4 separate regions of the Homo sapiens genome follow, and regions 1, 2 and 4 are each linked to region 3. A link is a contact called in ENCODE Hi-C data. All regions are on one chromosome and are shown on one strand. The core of a region is the stretch at or near the end of the contact, and the rest is flanking DNA. Distances in the headings are between cores, read along the strand shown.

Evidence for each region. A loop is a pair of places that touch in the nucleus more often than their neighbours do. Pooled maps may share reads with other maps.
Region 1: a map with no recorded cell type shows a loop between it and region 3 (14-fold over the local background). The contact joins the enhancer-like site here to the promoter of LINC01215 in region 3. A Hi-C loop is called at or near these places in 3 of 37 single-sample maps with no recorded cell type and 6 of 50 pooled maps.
Region 2: a map with no recorded cell type shows a loop between it and region 3 (20-fold over the local background). The contact joins the enhancer-like site here to the promoter of LINC01215 in region 3. A Hi-C loop is called at or near these places in 9 of 37 single-sample maps with no recorded cell type and 3 of 50 pooled maps.
Region 4: a map with no recorded cell type shows a loop between it and region 3 (11-fold over the local background). The contact joins the enhancer-like site here to the promoter of LINC01215 in region 3. A Hi-C loop is called at or near these places in 2 of 37 single-sample maps with no recorded cell type and 2 of 50 pooled maps.

The regions. Positions count from the first base shown.
Region 1 is chr3:112,115,447-112,118,146 of GRCh38, forward strand. C3orf52 (chromosome 3 open reading frame 52) reads left to right here. Exons shown (of 6, transcript NM_024616.3): 6 at 1,196-2,700. The coding sequence ends at 1,200. Among named protein-coding and RNA genes, the nearest start is that of MIR567, 4.0 kb to the left of the region's middle. RefSeq lists enhancers at 40-129, 686-745. Within about 2 kb of position 1,439, at least 3 of the 41 ENCODE cell types and tissues checked have a DNase peak (open chromatin) inside an H3K27ac peak, as active enhancers do.
Region 2 is chr3:104,517,908-104,520,607 of GRCh38, forward strand. It overlaps LOC105374021 (a long non-coding RNA gene), which reads right to left. Exons shown (of 6, transcript XR_007096271.1): 6 at 1-2,700. Among named protein-coding and RNA genes, the nearest start is that of ALCAM, 850 kb to the right of the region's middle. Within about 2 kb of position 1,369, at least 3 of the 41 ENCODE cell types and tissues checked have a DNase peak (open chromatin) inside an H3K27ac peak, as active enhancers do.
Region 3 is chr3:108,123,814-108,126,513 of GRCh38, forward strand. It overlaps LINC01215 (long intergenic non-protein coding RNA 1215), which reads left to right and starts at 1,251. Exons shown (of 2, transcript NR_110030.1): 1 at 1,251-1,329. RefSeq lists enhancers at 434-693, 488-988, 774-823, 894-1,033, 1,314-1,363 and 2 more.
Region 4 is chr3:112,458,606-112,461,305 of GRCh38, forward strand. No RefSeq gene overlaps it. Among named protein-coding and RNA genes, the nearest start is that of BTLA, 40 kb to the right of the region's middle. Within about 2 kb of position 1,341, at least 5 of the 41 ENCODE cell types and tissues checked have a DNase peak (open chromatin) inside an H3K27ac peak, as active enhancers do.

The sequences.
Region 1 (2,700 bases), core at 189-2,688, 4.0 Mb after region 3:
CCCCGCCCTGTGATTACCCAGGCAACTAGTTTCCCACAATGGTAATGTTCTTAGTCTTCAAAGAGCAAAGATTCTTAAAATTGTTTGGTTTGTGTGCTCCTTAGAGAATTTGAAGACAGCTGTGTACCTTCTCCCCAGGAAAAAAAAATGTACCTACTTCTCCCCACAACACAAAATTGTACAGACAATTTCAGGGATTCCGAGTATTTCCCTGAGGCCAGCCTATGGTCCATTTGGGGTTTGTATATGTGCGCTTTAGAAGCAGAATCCAAAATTAGATTGTAATTTAGATTCCTGAGGGGTTTTGTGTGTGTTTGCTTCTCATTCTCTAATTTGGAAATACGGCGATTATTTTGACCTGACTGCATGCATATTTGGATGCCTTATAAAAATAAAAACTTAAAATATAATGATAAAGGAATTTTTTAAGTCCATCATCCCTCACCCTTCCCTATCTTTGGTCTTCTTCACCTCCTAGATGAGTGGGGCCCTGGGCTAGGAGGGGGAAGTCTGTTTTACAAAGGTCGAAGAATAGGTCAGCATCATGAGTTATTTTGGACACAGAGGAGGTACTTGGTACTGTTCTCACATGGGAAGGAGTCAGCTAGTAGACTGAGTAGGGAAAAAGGGCAAAACCAGGATTTTTGTGAGAGAGAAGAGGAAAAAGCCCCAGGTAGGGAGAATAGTGAATCTTGTCAGTCCTGTCAGTGGTGGCGAGGCTGGACTCCTGGTCTGTAGACCCCGGCGGGCTCCCCCTGTGTTGTGTCTGCTTGGGGCTTTGCATCTGCACCTGCTGTGCCCTAGGGTTCACACCATTTCTCTCATCAGAATTTCTCACAGTATATTTTACACGTTTTAAAAACGGAAATTTTAGAGTTTATGGTTAGATTATGAAAAGGGACTGGATGTTAAAATGTCCTTAGCACCCAAAAACCACATCATCAAAATTATTTCTCATGCATCCTACCCAAACAAATAAGCAAGAAACAATAAATGTCATTTGCCTTTTGAAATGTATTCAGAGCGGTGTGTGTGTGTTGGACTGAAGACTAAATTTCCTCTGTTAGGAATGTATAAACCTTGCAATTTTATCTAAGATTTTACACTAAAATTCAATGAAATGAAATGAAAACGTAAGCATTTAATAGTGGTTTTAAAAATCAGTAACTTTTGTTCATCTGTGTTTTCTTTTTAGAATGAAGTGATGGAGGCTGGTCTCTGTCTGAAAGCAGTGCTCTACCAAGTCCTGGAGATGAAGGGAATTCACTCTGTTTTGCAGAAAAGATTCTGTGGATTAATACAGAAGCACCAGCAACACCAGAGGGGTGGAGACTCCTTTCTCTCCCGATTCTACAGTCTGGCTCTAAGCCCAGTAAAACAGCTCCCGAGCACTGCTTCAGCTGGGTCCAGTCTTGACAAAGGCAGGAAGCCAGCTAGGGTGGGGGCGATAGGGTCAGCGGGTATGTCCCACTGTTGGAGGTCACTGGTATTCTGTTTGTTTTTGTTTTGTTTCGTTTTGTTTTTTGAGACAGGGTCTCGTTCTGTCGCTTAGCTGGAGTGCGGTGGCGTGATCATGGCACTGCTATTCTTGAAGCACTCCACCCACCTGGGCTACTTTTTCTTTAGTGCAGAGGTGCACTGTCTTCTTTTAGGTGGGATCGCGTAAGCATGAGCTGGTAGAGCACGGAGAGGCAGGCAGCCAGGTTACGAAGACTAAGCCAATTATTCACTGAAGTCATCCTCCTCCCCCCCACCATTCGATTTGATCTACCTCTAAGCCAGGCTGTGAAGAAAAGGAAGGCACTTTAGAAGACCTCAGCAGTGTGGTTCTGTGTCTACTTCCATGACCTGTACCTGAGTATCTTAGCCAGCCAGCCTTAGGAACACCACCAAGGTTACTTTGAAATCTATGTATATAGCTAGTTACAGACGGGAGCTATGTGTTTCTTCATTATTTTGCAGCTCCTCGTTGTTCCTGTGATTCCTGAACACCTTTTTGGAAATATGGGTCTCTGTGAGTTTTGAGCACACTACTATCACTTTGGATAGTCACTCCATTTATATTTTTATAAACTTCCATTAGAGAATCATTAAGGCTGTTTAATATCTGCTCTGGATATTACGCATTGGCTTTTTGTTGCCTAGTGCTACAAACCTTCCTGTGGGACTCAGTGTCTTCAGGCAATGATTGTGTATCCTGTTACAGATGGTTGTGATACAAGAAGAACCACTCTTCTTTGAAAATAAACTCTTGGAAGCTTTTGCCAGCTATTTGGGGGGTAGGAGGAATATTAGCAACTGTATTGGTTGTCTACAGATACAGAATTGCCTGTTGTGAGGGAACTGATTGTTTTGTTGGGAAAAGAAATTTACCAGGAGAAAGAGTTTTGTGCTGTATTGTGAGAGATCTCGCCTCTCAGTTAAATGAGCCCTGGGTTAAAGTCAGTGTGAAGGGCAGCTGTGTGCGGGCACGAGCCAGAGTGTCTGCCTCAGACTAGATTTGACTTGAGTTCTTTATGACCCAGGACTCTGGATAATGTGAATTTGCTTTCCTATTTAACTAGAAGATACATGTACTATAGATCATTGTCTCATTTTAGTGATTGTTCCTTAAACTAGTGAAACTAGTGGATTTCTCTTCTTCCTCTTTATTTTCTGCATGTTAAATGTGAACCTTAGTGTATTTGTATTTTGTAGAAA
Region 2 (2,700 bases), core at 119-2,618, 3.6 Mb before region 3:
TATGACTATATACTTAATGACTTCTAGAAACATAGATTTCCTGATAGAACATATTTCCAATGTGGAAAAGGACATATTTGCTAACAAGCCCAAATATATTTTATCTTTCTATAAAATGTAAGATGCCAAATGTAAATAAACTGAAACCTATGTTGAGCAATTAATGTTTCAATCTTTTATCTTCTTTAGAAATGAACTAGATATTAAATGAATAGCCATCATTTAATTTAACTTAGCAAAATTCTAAGGATGTAGTTATCAAAGAGATACATCTTTATCTCACTCATATCTATTTGATTTACTGTTTTTTAAACCAACAATATTAAGCTAGTTTTATTTACAAAAAATGTATTCAATTCATATGAATTTGAAAATAATTTGAGTTAGTATCTATAATTTTAGGAGCCTAAAGTATTTAATATATGCATGTTCATTTGTCTTTTAAATCAATTTGAAATTCAACGAAGGGATTTTGTATCATGTGGACACAACAGATATCATAGATGTATATGTGTATAAACATAAACAATCATACAGATAGATACAAATATCTTATAGTTTTTTTCAAAAGAATGCTATCAAGTCCTAGAGAAGACAGGGTGAGAGATTTACATCTCAAAGGCATAGAGAAAGAACATAAGTTTTCTCAAGGAGCTTTGGGTGCTTTAGGTGAGACAAAGAGGAAGATTTTAAATGAATGCTAAGGTAATATAAAATCATAAGAATTAGAGGATTTTACAATAAAGTACACATGAAACTGCCTTTGCAAAAAATATGACTGAGACAATTATTATAGCGAAAGAGGTTTGACCTAACCAAATCCATCTAGCTTCTAACCTCCAAGCTATCTTTGTTCATTCCTGGGCATAGGTCAAACTAATTTTGGGAGACACTTAGTTTATAGTTTAGCATTGAAATAGAGGTGATAACAGCCCTTTCCCCAAACAAACCCCCTTTCTGCCTGGGGGACCAGACTGTCTTTGCAGGACTATCAGATTATGTAAAAGATTAGAAATTATGGTTTAGGAATCATGCAGTTGGAGGCTGCAAGATTCTAAACATCCCAAATTGTTTCTTGGGATAACATTACTATTGTAAAACCTAAGATCAATGTTTGAGATATTTTGCAGACCCTGCACTTGATGGATCAGCTAGCACTACCCAGATCCAAAAACTGGCTCATCTGGTCTTGTGGCCCCCACACAGGAACAGATTCAGCACAAGAGAACAGCTTCAACTCCCTAGGATTTCACCTCTGACCCAACCAATCAGCAATCCCCACTTTCTGACCCTCTACCCACCGAACTATCTACAAAAACCCTGATCCTCATGTTTCCAGAAAGATTGATTTGAGTAATAATGAAACTCTGGTCTCCTGTACAGCCAGCTCTGTGTAAATGAAACTCTTTCTCTATTGCAATTTCCCTGTCTTGATAAATCGGTTCTGTCTAGGCAAGGTGAACCTATTGGGCGGTTACATACAGATGAACCTAAAAGACAATTCGGAAGCCTGTTTCAAATAACTGTCTGATTGTCAGTTGGGTCTGACTTAGTCATATACCTGAGTCTTTTCTTACCTAAGCATGCAAAGAAATGAAGAAGGTAGAAAGTAAGAATTTGCCTTCTGCCGTAATAACTGGTTGCTGTAACATTGTTAGTTACCTTTAAAATTGTAGCTCTTACCAGTGACTTGTCAGTTATAAAGCAAGCCTTGGTACTCCACCTCCTAAGAGCCAGGAGATTAGGGAGCTTCATATGAAAGATAATAGAGCCTTGGACCTGAGAGGAACTGACTTCTCACTCTTAAGGCTTCGTGAGGAGGAAAAAGAGGGTCAGTGGCACCTTTTCTTCCTTCCTCAAAGAGTATCAAGATGACAAAAGAAATGGGGGCAGAGGTAAAAGGAAGAACAAATCCTAAAGCAGCAAACTGGGGAGTTTTCAAAAAGGTCGATAAAGTTTTATATTATTCTCAGCAGAAATCATGCCAACAAAAAAGGAAGTAGACAGAGGAACGAACATATAATTAAAAGGAGCTTCTGTGGACTAAAAGAAATTCCATAGTAGAAACAGGATCCAAAACAGAAAAAGCAGGGAGGCTTTTAAAAAAATTGTAGCCTGAATATCAGCTTTTAATTAAGTTAATTTTTGACCATAAAGCTCTTAAAAAAGAAATCTTTAAATATCTCATTAGAGGTTTTAGCCAAACAAACAGCAAACACTTCTGTTTCCTGGCTTTTCTTTCCTTGAAATTTGCATTTAAAAAGGAATTATTTCTCAGGTAAGACTGGAGAGAGAATTTACATCTCAAAAGACAAAGAAATAATGGAAGTTTTTAGAAGTTCAGGGTAATTACTAATCAAATTTCTTCTTTTGAATATAAAATTTCCTGTTAGCTCAAATGAGAATGCAGGAAGCAAACAGAAAAAGGAAAAGTTAAAAAAAAAATTATTCTCTGAATATAAACCAAAATCTTAACTAAAGATATATTTAACAAGTGACTCAAGACCAAACTACGTAGCCTCTCTATGGTTGTAACCAAGGACTCCAAAGACGAAACAGAAAGACGAAGTTCTTCCAAGATTCAGACCACTCCCACAGACCAGCCAAAAAATCAAAACTTCACTAGCTGCAAATGAGGTATAACTCACATTTCTGTTTGGCTATATTCTTGGGGCTCCTAAACTTTTGGTTGTCCACCTG
Region 3 (2,700 bases), core at 1-2,500:
ACACATTTAAAAAGGCACAATTAGAAGAATACCGCAAAAATAAAAAGAAAAATTCAGTTTGATCTGAGGGGGAAAAGAAAAAGCTGTTTTCATGAAAAACAGATTTTGAAGTACTTTTGTCATCAGCTTCCTTTCAATTCTTCTGGTTAATTTCATGAAGGCTGTGCGACCTTTCAACTTCCAAATGTTTGCAGGAGGGAAGGGTGGTAACGTGTGAGTGGAAAAACAATTAATTTTCAAGGTATGGGATTTTATAGTAGAGACTTCCTTAGCAGGATGGACCGTGACAGGGTGTTAGTGATGGAGACCTTAGGAGGAGAGGGCAGAAGATATGGGTTTGAGGTCCTGATGTACTCTGCCTGCTGTGTGATCTTGGACAAGTTCCGACCCCTCTCAGGGGTTCAACATCTTCCTACCTACATGAAGTGATGGGATCAAACACCTCTGTGGCCCTCTCTAGTCTATATGTTTGCATTTCTAACTGTAGAGCATGATAAAAAAATAAATCAGAAGTCAGTGATCTTTAGGTTACTAGTCAGGATGAAACTCAAAAGATCTATTTTTAAAATTATGAGTATTGGGTGTGGTGAAAATATTCATATTTGGGGTCAGAGAGTTTTTCTAATAGAATCAATTCTAGAGCATTCAGACTTGCTCTCACCCCAAAGAGGAAGTGAATGAAAGCTCTTCTTTCTCCTCTGCTGCTTTCTTTGTCCATGGGAGTATGCAAATTTTTCTGGCAACACAGAAGACTGAACACAGGAAGCCTGAACCCCGTGAAGCCATAAGGCTTAGCATGGGTGTGGAGGGTGATCAACCCCTCATCTGTCATTCAGAACTCCATGCTGCAACACAGAGGGGAAAAAAAACCTTCTGCTCCCTGTTTCAACCTCAAGGGCAGAGAACACAGGCCGAGTTGCTGTTCTTGTCTCACAATCTGGAGGCCAGAAGTCTGAAATCAAGGTGTCGGCAGGATTGGCTCCTTCTGGGAGCTGCGAGGGAAGTATCTGTTCCAGGCCTCTCTCCTTGGCTTACAGATGGCTGTTGATATGGTTTGGCTGTGTCCTCACCCAAACCCCATCTTGAATTGTAGTTCCCATAATCTCCACGTGTCATGGAAGGGACCCGGGGGAGGTAATTGAATCATGGGGGCAGTTACCTTCACGCTGTTCTCGTGAAAGTGAGTGAGTTCTCAGGAGATCTGATAAGGGGACTTTCCTCATTTTACTCACTCAGTTCTCTTCCTGCCACCACTTGAAGAAGGACGTGTTTGCTTCCCCTTCTGCCGTGATTCTAAGTTTCCTGAGGCCTCCCCAGCCATGCTGAACTGTGAGTTAATTAAACCTCTTGCCTTTATAAATTACCCAGTCTTGGGTATGTCCTTATAGCAGCATGAGAATGGAAATACAGCCATCTTCTCCATGTGTCTCTTTACATTGTCTTCCCTCTGTAAGCGTTCGTTTCTGTTATAAGACACTAGTCTTATTGGATTAGAGACTGTAATGACCTCATTTAAATTTGATTACCTCAGTAAACACACTATCTCCAAATAAGGTCACATTCTGAAATATTCAGGGTTAGGACTCCAGTAATATCTTTTTGTGGGGAGACACACTTCAATCCATAACATACTATAAGAGAAGGGAGCGCTTACCACTGTCCATTACCTGGAACCAGTTCAGACAACCATCATCTTTCTACATGCGATGGAGAAAACAGTTCACCTGGGCATTTTTGCTATGACAGGAGGAAACGTCAATATCAAACCATTGGAGAAGGTAGCTGAGTCATTCATTTGTGGCAGCAACCATCTTTCCTTCCCGCACCCCCTGGCTAGGCTGCTCCATGTTGGGAGGTGGTGTGTTCAGTACAGCCACAGTGAGCTAAGTGAGGGCTTCAGCTGCAGGCTGGAGTGACCCAGGGAGGAACTGCCGCCTATCAAAAGGAAACACCTGCCACAGAAGGTTCACTGAAGCCTGAGAAAATAAACGTCAAGAGCTCTGGGCTGTGCCACCACCAGTCTCCACCACTATTCTGAGGCAGAATGCACCTATTGGCTCACAATGCTGTGAAAGAAAACAAGAAAGTCGTGATGGTGAGCGCTGCCCTGCAGAGATAATGAGCCACTAGAGTAGTTCTGAGGCAGGAGCCAGAGGAGCTGTGACACAGAGGCAGTCAGGGAGTGGGACTGGGGTCACAGGAGGGGCTGGACCCAGTGGTCTAGTGCCTCATCTCATTCCAGATATGTGACCTAAGATCTGCATGTGTGTGCCTGTGCATGTGTGTGCCTATGTGTATGTGGATATGTGGCAACATATATGTGCATGCATGTAAGTGAGTACACATGCATGTGCATGTGGTGGGGTGTGGGTGACTGGATAGAGGGAGCATGGGGAAAGGGAGGGAAAAGAGGGTTAAAACCGTGACAGGATAATAAGCATCTGAAATACTTAACTACAACAAAATGTTCTGAGGCTTTGTACAGCCTTATTTTCCAAACTGCAGGTTGTGGCTCAGCAGTCAGCTGGGAAATCAATTTACCCATGCAGAGATTCTTAACCTGGGTCTGTGGACACTGCCCTTTCCCCACAAGAGGCCCAAGGATAGAATTGTATTTCAATATCATTGATTTCCTTTGTAAGCCTAAGAGTTTTGCTTTATGCATTTAAAAACACTACAAGAAAGGATCCATAGGCTTCA
Region 4 (2,700 bases), core at 91-2,590, 4.3 Mb after region 3:
ATTAGTGATGAGAACTTGGACAAGTTACTTGATGACTGTGTGCCTCAGTTTCCTGATCAGTAGAATGAGAATGATAACCGCTTACTTCATAAGGTGACTGTGAGAATTAAACAAGTTGTACATTTAAAAGACTTAGAGCAGTGTTTGGCACATAGACAAGCAATAAATAAATGGTAGATATCAATTGTTATAAACATTTTATTATTGTCAAGGGATCATCAAGAATTACAAGAGGTAAAATATTGTGGAGTGCTTATAAATATATGATTACGAGCCATAGAAAGCCCTAAAGCATAGGTCTCAATTTCATATAGCAGTTAGTCAATCTGTGGGCCAGCTCCACTATTACTTGGAATACTTCCTTGGAAGAGATTGACTATAATACTTCTTAATTTGAACTTTTTAACTTTTTTTTTGAAAGATGCATAATAAACACCAATATTATTCAAATAAACTTAGGAATCATATGTTGTCCAATCACATTATAGCATACTATTCAAAGAAAACACACATTTCCAAAAGTTTAAAGAACAACGCAGTCTGTCATTATCCAGTTTGGAGCTAACATTTTTAATTGTTTTAAGGTAGATTGTCAATGGCAAATAAGAAAGTTTGAGGTTTCTAACCTCTATTTGGTTGTGACCTCATAGGGTTTGCTAAAATTCTACTCAATACTGTTCTTCCTTGTATTTAACCCCAAATAAAATCATTTATCAACTGTTAAACATAAGACTTGGATAAGTTTTAATAACATTGTCTAAAATAAAAATAAATTTTATGCCTTTATCAGCATGTCAGTTGTGCACATCTGTGATAGCCAAGAAGCTTAAAGAGAAAATCGTTGCCAATAGATCTTTCACAATGTTTTGTATAATATACAGGAAAGAACTTTGGCTACCTACATTGTATTTAAGTGGCAATTACAACCAAAATTGGTGTTATATTTTGTAATTCCCTCCCCATAACCTACTCTACAGCCACTGGCTGCCTGGCCAACAATCTCAGAATGTGCCATCCTGTTTTGAATGGCTCTTTTCTGCACTTAAAATTCTCTCCTCCCTTTTTTCTGGCTCTAAGAGAAGGCACAAATGACATTTTTTGACTTCCCTGAAAGAAGTAGTTGTTTCTTGTTTTTAATTCATTCAGTTCAGTAATTTAACATTCAGCAATTACTTACCATATTCCCAATCTAGGAAAAAGTCATTGTTTCTCTTTCCTCATGTTCTCACTTTAGCTTTGATATAAGGTCCTCCTATGATCTGCCCTCTTGCAGGCTTCTCCTTACAGAAAGAGGATTGATTTAACATACTGGTGTGATGGGCAGAGCTTCTCACCCTTTTAACCACATTAACCTCTGAAAGAACGTCTTGCATCAAAGGCAAGGAGGTTGTAGTTATATCTCTGACCCTCATCTGCAATCAAGGAAACTTGAAGCAGGCTGACATTCCCCACATGACTGGCTAGGTATCTTTCTGTAGACATAACTCTCCTATAAAGGGGTCCCAAAGTCAAGCAAGTTTAGATGGGGGAATGGGTAGGAAACACATTTTGGTTTGGGGCCCAAGCTGTGCTTGTCAATCCATCTTTATTATTAATATTATCCCCAATCTGACTCTTCCATTTTTCAGTTGGCTAACAATCTGTAGAGCCAGAAGAATGTGATTATTTAGGGTTCCCTCAAAACCCTCAGTCTCAGAAACATGAACTCTACTACAGTGAACAATATACATAGTTCTTATACTCAAGAAACTTAATATTCGATGGTGTTTTCACAACATTTTGCACCTATCTCCACAACAGAATTCAACAATGAGATTATAATTTTTTGTTTAACTTCTACTTCTTCATCTATACCATAAGCAGTGTCAGGCAGGAATGAAATCTTTCTCAACCATACTAACCTCAGAACCTAGCAAACTGGTAGGTGCTAATAGGTGGTTATAAATTGGGTGCAGATAAAACAATTGCCATGGAATGTTTCACCTGACCAACTTCAAAATAAGGGCCTGATTTTAAAGATTAACCCACAGAACTTATTTTTGAAACTGTAAGTTGATTTCTAGCACAGGACTTTCAGTTCTCATGTTCTCAGGTTTAGCAAAACTTCTATAAAATAGTACTGTGCTCTCTCACTTGTCATTTTTACTTTGTGGCCTTTCCTGTTTCTGCCTAAAATAGAACTTTCTAAATTAGTCTATCCTATAAATGTGACTTGGAGTCCTACCACACCTGACTTTGGGTGGGGAAAGATGGGTTCATAAAGGTTAAGTGGAACACAAGATTCACAAACATCAAAGTGCATACTGATTATCTGAAGATCTTGCTAAAATGTCGATACTTATTTAGCATGTGAAGGCTGAGATTCTACATACTAACAAGCTCCCAAAGGATTCCCATGTTACTGATTTGAGGGCCATCTTTTGAGTATCAAGAGAGTAGATGACTCACTTTGCAAACACAGTCATTCATTAATTAAACATTATTTAATCATAATATGCGCCAAACACTGAGCTAAAAAACTGAGGAAGAATGTGACATAGTCCTTGCTCATAAGAAGCCCACAGTCTAATATTATAGGAAACATAATAAGAAATAAGTGCTATGAATTATACTGAGAGGAAGAGAAGCCACATACTGAAATAAATTGTTTGCCAGTGGGAGCTAAACAAATGGCACACATGGATGTAAAGATGGAGAAAA